2 separate regions of the Homo sapiens genome follow, and region 1 is linked to region 2. A link is a contact called in ENCODE Hi-C or POLR2A ChIA-PET data. All regions are on one chromosome and are shown on one strand. The core of a region is the stretch at or near the end of the contact, and the rest is flanking DNA. Distances in the headings are between cores, read along the strand shown. Region 1 has its middle 21 kb from the start of CENPF. Region 2 overlaps PTPN14 (protein tyrosine phosphatase non-receptor type 14).

Region 1 (3,856 bases), core at 829-3,328, 220 kb after region 2:
TGTATTTTTAGTAGAGATGGGGTTTTATCATGTTGGCCAGGCTGGTCTCAAATTCCTGACCTAGGGTGATCTGCCTGCCTCGGACTCCCAAAGTGCTGGGATTACAGGTATAAGCCACTGCGCTCGGCCCATATTCATGTACTTTAAATAAAGTACTTTGAATAGCTGTGTTTTTTGCCAATACTCTCTTACTGAGATATTTCTACAGAGTGTATTTTTTTTTAATGTGGTCTTATCATTTTAATTTTCTTCATAAAATCGCCTACTTTTTTTTTTTGAGACAGAGTCTCACTCTGTCTTCCAGGCTGGAGTGCAGTGGCACAATCACGGCTCACTGCAGCCTTGACCTCCTGGGCTCCAGTGATCCTCCTGCCTCAGCCTCCCAAGTAGCTGGTACTACAGTTGCACACCACCACACACAACTAATTTTTATATTTTTTGTACAGTCAAAGTTTTGTCATGTTGCCCAGGCTGGTCTAGAACTCCTGGACTCAAGTGATCGGCTCACTTCGACCTCCCAAAGTGTTGAGATTATGGGCGTGAGCCATCACACCTGGCCTGTTATACTCTTTTTCAATTGACTCTACCATCTAGCTTACAATATTTTCAATTGAGAAATTACTCTTTCTTCAGGTGGTGAGGCTTATGGTAAGCTCAGAACAAATTCTGCTAAATGAAGGAAATTCTCAATATTATTCTTTTTATTTGAAATGTGTAAATATTTCAGCATAAGTATTTTCCCAGATATGATACCTCCTGTTTGCCTCCATTCAGAGTAGATGTCTTTAACTAATAGTTTTGTAAGACAAAACTTGTTAGTAAGTTGTCTCCATACTTTAAAATATTTTGTATATAGATGCTTCACAATTATTAGTTTTTGCAGTTTCATTCCATTCTGGCATAGAATACAAATTTATGAAATTGTTTTTACAAAAAGCTTCATCAAAAGATTATTCCAGAAATGTAGATATTCTAAGGCACAATTATAGAATTTCAAAATTAAACACTGTAAATGGATTAAGCTTTCCTTATTTATTCACTCAAGTCTTCCCTTGCTTTTATAGGATAAATTTTAATATCTCTTTGCTTCCAAGTTTTTGTTTTGTTTTTAGAGACAGGGTCTCACTATGTTGTCCAGGTTGGACTCGAACTTGTAGGCTCAAGAAATTCTTCTGCTTCTGCCTCTTGAACGCCTGGCACTACAGACACTCTCCCATGTCTGGCTTGGTTCCAAGTTTTGTTTTTAATAATAGCGTTTCTCTAAAAGTTTTCTAGAACATTTCTGCTTTATAGATTTCTTATTTATCAATAAACTAATTGACAATAAATATAATGTGTGCATCACCAGAATTTGTATTTATATGATCCTCACAAATTTTGTCACTGAATTTGCAATAGCAGACACAATAAAGTCAGATGAACTTTCAAAAGCTTTGAGTCACTGAATTTCATGAAAATATTGAACAATTATTGGAATTAATTAAATTTTAATTTGAAGCAGCTGGTGACACATAAAACAGAAATCATGAGCTGTTTGCAGAGTTCTGTTAATTAAACCAAATATATTAGCAGCTATTGCTTCATATTTCATGCCTGTCGAAGAAAAGCTTAAAATAACAGCTAAGGTTTGAAGTAAATTCTGGGGCCTCCTTAACATATTTATGTCTTCTAATTTTCATTACTATAGGCCCCAAGGAGGCTGATAAATGTTGGCAAATATTTTATGCACGTTATATTTCATCGTCAACTTTATTTAGAAATGAGAAATCTGCATTTGAAATTTCATTAAACATGCTTTTTTGCTTTGTTTTGTTTTTTGAGCTCTTTGTTGCTGAGAGAGTTCATCACAACATTTTTGAAAAGTGTTACCAAATGATAGGGTAAATAAATAGTTGTAGATTTACCCTATCTAGTATATGCCAAAACCATTTTAGCAGGATTGCTCACACTACTTTGTGTAAGCTTTATGGTAGGCATGCTTAGCCTCCACTTCCTGCATGTATTTCACATTCACCACGTTTCTAATTTCCCACATTTCACACTGACCCCACTGTCTGGCAGATTGGCAGCCTTGTGCCTTAATCATCTTGCAGGCCCCACCTGGGGCCAAGGCACAACTGACTCATACACCAGATGGGTGCCAGGGACAGCAGCAACAAGTATTTCTCCCACATCCTTTGGGATGAAAAGTTAGTTGTCCTAAGTCACCGTATGCAACCACACTTTGTTTTTTCAAGCCAGCATGAGATATGCCGCTATCCTTAAAATGGAGGAGTTAGTTACCTGTGCCTTAAGAAAGGTTTAAGAAAGGTGAAAGAAGTTATCACTGATAGCTCAGACTTAACCACTTGTTAAGTGTTGAACTCTGTTTATGGCACATGTATCTCACACACTACTAGGGAAGACTATGCTACAATATGGAAGTACAAAGTTGATGCAGGGCAGATGATCCCCAAATTGGGGTTCAGCCAGGATGGAATTCAAGGGCAAGCCAGCGGTAGGTATTGAAGTGGCGGAGTTACAGCTCCAGCAGTCCTGCAGCTCTGTGACTGCTCCTGCAGAGCAGGGCTGCTCCACAGGCAGTGTGCTGAGAGTAGTAGCTGAGGGCAGTTCTGAAGTCAAATTTATACCCACTTTAATTTACATGCAAACTAAGAGGCGATTAACGCAGAAATTCCTAGAAAAAGGGTGGTAACTTCTGGGTGTTGCCATGGCAATGGTAAACTGACATGGCACACTGGTGGGCATGTCTTATATGGAAAGGTGTTTCCACCCCATCCCTGTTTTAACTAGTCCTCAATTAGGTCAGGTGTCTGAGCCCTGCCTCCAGAGTCGAGTCCTACGTCCTATTTCAAAGTTATCCACTAAACCAGTCCTGGCTTATTTTAACGCAGCTAATAATAATAATCTTTTGTTAAAGCAACAACAGCAATAACTCTGGGACACATGTTAAACCAGAGAGGTGCCAGGAAAATAGAAGTCAACCAGGAAATATGTATATGTTATCTGTTGACCACACAGATGCCTGCTTCATTCATAAAATGGATTTCTGTAATCTACCCCAATACCTAGGTATGGCCTCAAATTAAACATTAAAAAAAAATTTTCCATGTTATTCTTAGGGGCACTGAAGCTGTATTCCTGATTTAGGGAATTCCTTCACTTTCATTCCAAGATGTGAAGACACGTGGTCATAGAGCTCAGGAGAATCATGCACCTTAGTCCATGGTTAATCTAACACCTGGGTCAAAACTATTATTGAAAATGAGATAGAGACAAATTGATCCTTAACTTAGTCACACGATGATAAAAACTTGCTCCTTGAGCAAACTTGTCTTGCAAGTCGCGAGGTTTATTTTGGCTGTAACATTGTCTTTTTGGAAACTTGGGCTCGTAAAAGCCACTTTTCTTGAGGATCAAGCTTCCAACCAAGAAAGGGAAAATGTAACATACATTGATTTTCACACTTTGGAAGAAATAAGCATTAGATAAGCATTTTTCCTAAGGAGCTACTGAGATTTTAAAAATATATAAATCATTTTAGTTCCTTCGTAAAAATGACTATTGCAAGAGTTATAAGAATGTGTTTTAAATTTCTGGGAAGTAATTGATTCCAGAATGATGATGTTTTCTCTTTTCAAAGTTTTTAAATTTGCTTTTCTTCCCTGATTAACTTGTGTTAATTTTTAGAAATACAGTTGACCCTTGAACAACATGGGTTTGAATGGTGTAGGTCCATTTATATGAGGGTTTTTTTTTCAATAAACATATTGAAAAAATTTTTGGAGATTTTTGACAGCTTGAAAAAACTTGCAGAGAAACCACATATTCTAAAAATATCAAAACATTAAGAAAA
Region 2 (3,624 bases), core at 954-3,453:
TCGAACTATGAATCAAAATACAGAGCCTAGGTTATAAGCTTCTGACAGTAACAAGTAGGTCTCTGCCTAAATTATATTGCAAAGTGACCAGTATAAGATGTGACCTAGAGCCACCTAATAATGAACTTAATTTCATGTTTGATGAGGATTACTCTGCGGTTGGGCACTGAAGATAAAAGAATAGAGAGAATAAGGCTGTTCCCTCCCCTACCCACCAAAGGTTTTAGCCAGGAGGCAGGATCACACTGGTGTTCAGAGCACAGGCTCTGAGTAAGGCTTCATCTGCTGAATCTCAGCTCTACCACTTCTTGACTGTGGGAAGTGGGCACATTACTTCATTTACTTATGACTCAGTTTCTCTTCTGTTATGTGAGGATACTGATATGGTCTTGGCTCTGTGTCTCCACCCAAATCTCATGTTGACTGGAAATCCCCAGTGTTGGGGGAGGGACCTGGTGGGAGGTGATTGGAACATGGGGGCAGATTTCCCTCTTGCTGTTCTTGTGACAGTGAATTCTCATGAGATCCGGTTGTTTAAAAGTATGTTGCACTTCCCCCTTTGCTCTCTCTCTCTCCTGCTGCCATGTGAAGACGTGCTTAATTCCCCTTTATCCTTCCACCATGATTGTAAGTTTCCTGAGGCCTCCCAGCCATGCTTCCTGTACAGCCTGCAGAATTATGAGTCAACTAAACCTCTTTCCTTCATAAATTACCCAGTCTCAGGTAGTTCTTTATAGCAGTGTGAGAATGGACTAACACAGATACTAACAGGACTTAGCTCACAGTGTCACTGCAAAGGCTACTTGTGTTAATACTATCAGGCTCTTAGAATAGTGCGTATACATGGTAAACACTAGACACAAGTTAGCTGTTACGATATTATTTTCAATGTTGTCACCATCACCACCTCCTCCACCACCACATCCTCCTCCTCCTCCTCTACCATCATCCCCATCTCAATTACCTGTAGGACTGAGCCTAAATGACAGTATATTGTCTGATATGTTCAAGTCTGGGGATATGACAAAGAAAGTTCTCCTGGTCTTCAATGAAAGGGTCCCAGCTGGCTTAAAGATTCATTCACTCCCACAGGCTCTGCTCTTAACTGCCCCCAAGCCAAGGAAGCACAAAGCAGTTGACAATTGCTCAATCTTGTCTAGAAGACATTTTCTCCTCCTCACTTTATGAAGGAGGTATAACTTACTCAGAAAAGCAGCAAGATCAAGACATCTGCCCTTTGGCTACTGAGATCCTGACCTTTTGTAATTAGCTGTAGCTGGAACAGACAGCTACATCCAAGGGACTGAGTGTCCTGCAGACCATAAAACGAGTGCTTTCTGAAAAACTCTATGCACCTTAAAAAGTCTCAGCTAACACTCAGTGACCAAAAGCACTGGGCCACAGGGAGGCTTCCCAGAGCAGCCTGGGACAGCTGTCCCCACTCCCCACTGCACAGCTACCAACCTCATTGTAAGTGTCTGTGTTTCATTGTTTCTGCTCAACTTTTCTGTGTTTAGAATGAGACTGAGAGGGACAAGTCCAGGAAAAAGAAAGGCCATTTCATTGACAGAATTAAAACTGCATGAATTACAGACTAAAATATAAAGTATGCTAAATCCAGAAGCTGTGGAAAGAAGGCAGGGGAGTTTGGACAGGAGAAAAATGGTCCCACAATTTAATATATATTTGTTAAAATCTTTGCTTGAAACACAAAATAAACTAAACATGGTCTACTCTTCTCCTGAAATAGGGGCTTGGATCTTACTAGCCAGGCCTGAACAGTACCAGAACAAAAGGAGAGCATTTCTCCCCGCTAACCATCTACCAATAGCAACCATGGGAAATAGGACAGATAAGACTGGCTATATTTGTGCTAGGGGAAGAGAAGTGAAAAATATGAGTCATCTTGCTATCTTTGAATATCAATGGGAACAGAAGTTCTTTTTGGGTTGACCACGTCCCAGCAAAGAATGTTCTGGCATGCAGTTGGGCACTGAGGAAATCCGCTATGTTTGGACACACCATAGAGCATTTAACCACCCTGAGCCTTCACCAAGTCCACAGGAGGCCACACTGGCCGAATCCCTTACTCCAAACTGTTCCGGATTTGATATGCTTGTCTGTGCTCTGCCAGACCAGTAACATCTGGTGTTCAGTGAGCCCCCATGTCATTGCCTCACTGAGGCTCAGCCTTTGATGGGTCTCCAAAGAGCTCAGAACAGAATAGTCTTTCGTGTCAGACAAGACAGAATGGCTTCTTGAGTTGAAAAGGGGAAGTAGGGAGCGGAGCACAGGGAATGGGGAAAGAAGTGGAGTGGCCAGGCTTACGCCTGTAATCCCATCAACTCAGGAGACCGAGGTGGAAGGACTACTTGAGCCTAGGAGTTTGAGGCCAGCCTGGGCAACATAGCAAAACCCTGTCTCAAAAAAAAGAAAAAAAGAAAAGAAAACAAGGGGGGAATTTGGTGACAAAAGTGATATGAAGGGAAGGAAAGGACGATTAGGTGGGGAAGGTGATGATGAGGCCCTCAAGCCATGCACACACTGATTCTACCTCATCTTATTTTGTCTTCCTAGCAATGGATGGATTGAGACTCAGTGGCAGGTTACTCATTGTTCTAGAGATTTCTAGAGACCTCTAGTAGTGATGGGAATAGAGAGGCAAACAATAAAAAAATCCTATGTGGGGCAAAATGGTAAAAACTCAGAGGGCAATGACATTTCTGTTATGTAGTCTCAACTGATTCCATGATGAACATTTCGCTCAAGCTTTGTTTTATGTTTTTCTAACATTGGGCTACAGTTGGGATTGCCCCTTTTCCAATTTTTAGCAGCACAAACATTCATTCCCATGGACAGACTGGAAGATTCTCAAAATTATCTTTTCATGGGCAGAGAGTTTAATGTCTAAGCTTAGCATTCGTTGTTTTCCTGGATGATTCAATATGACAAACTTCATGTAGCAATATTTAATCTGATTTTCAAACGATTCATGCTATTGAATAAATAGGTATATTATCATATAAATTCCTCCACAGAGTTGCAACAAATCATTCTGTAATTTAAAAACTACCAAACCACAAGTTTCCTTTAATTTTTCAAGCCATATAATTTGAAAACTGAGTAAGAACCAAATCTTACTCAGCGTTTGGAGGCAGAGTGAAGACAGGAAATAACTCTGGACCCAGACACAGACCTTGCTTCTGGCTTCAGTACCACTGCGTAAGAGCCACATGGCACTAGACAAATCATGTAATTATTTCTGGGCCTCAGTTTCCTCTTCTGTGAAATAGGAAGAGTGACATGTTCATGGCTCCTCTACTTGGCTGATATGGCAGGCAAAAGCCCCTTAAAACTTCTAATGTCCCACGTAGCTAGAAGGTAGAACTATTCCTTAGCTTTTGACTGCTGTTTGTCTCACCTACACAAAATTGAAAGTCTCTCAGTGTAACTCCCTAATCCTACAGCAGCAAAGGAATGCCACGCACCTTGTGTGCACAGGCTCAGCAGCACCCCACTTCTGCAGGGAGAAGGGGTAGGGTGACCCGCTGATGCAAAGACGGGGATGTTTGCGTGCTCAAAGTATCTACTCTGCTCCGCTACACCACGCAACAACCAGACTAG

The links. A loop is a pair of places that touch in the nucleus more often than their neighbours do. ChIA-PET counts read pairs that join two places held with the same protein, here RNA polymerase II (POLR2A). Pooled maps may share reads with other maps.
Region 1: a map of brain microvascular endothelial cell shows a loop between it and region 2 (3-fold over the local background). The contact joins two enhancer-like sites. A Hi-C loop is called at or near these places in 3 of 168 maps with a recorded cell type or tissue (brain microvascular endothelial cell and mammary epithelial cell) and 2 of 50 pooled maps. POLR2A ChIA-PET finds 5 or more read pairs at or near these places in 4 of 52 experiments (AG04449, MCF 10A, PC-9 and 1 more).

What each region holds. Positions count from the first base shown.
Region 1 is chr1:214,579,938-214,583,793 of GRCh38, forward strand. No RefSeq gene overlaps it. Among named protein-coding and RNA genes, the nearest start is that of CENPF, 21 kb to the right of the region's middle. Within about 2 kb of position 2,079, at least 6 of the 41 ENCODE cell types and tissues checked have a DNase peak (open chromatin) inside an H3K27ac peak, as active enhancers do.
Region 2 is chr1:214,360,413-214,364,036 of GRCh38, forward strand. All of the region lies in intron 18 of PTPN14 (protein tyrosine phosphatase non-receptor type 14), which reads right to left. Among named protein-coding and RNA genes, the nearest start is that of SMYD2, 81 kb to the left of the region's middle. Within about 2 kb of position 2,204, at least 8 of the 41 ENCODE cell types and tissues checked have a DNase peak (open chromatin) inside an H3K27ac peak, as active enhancers do.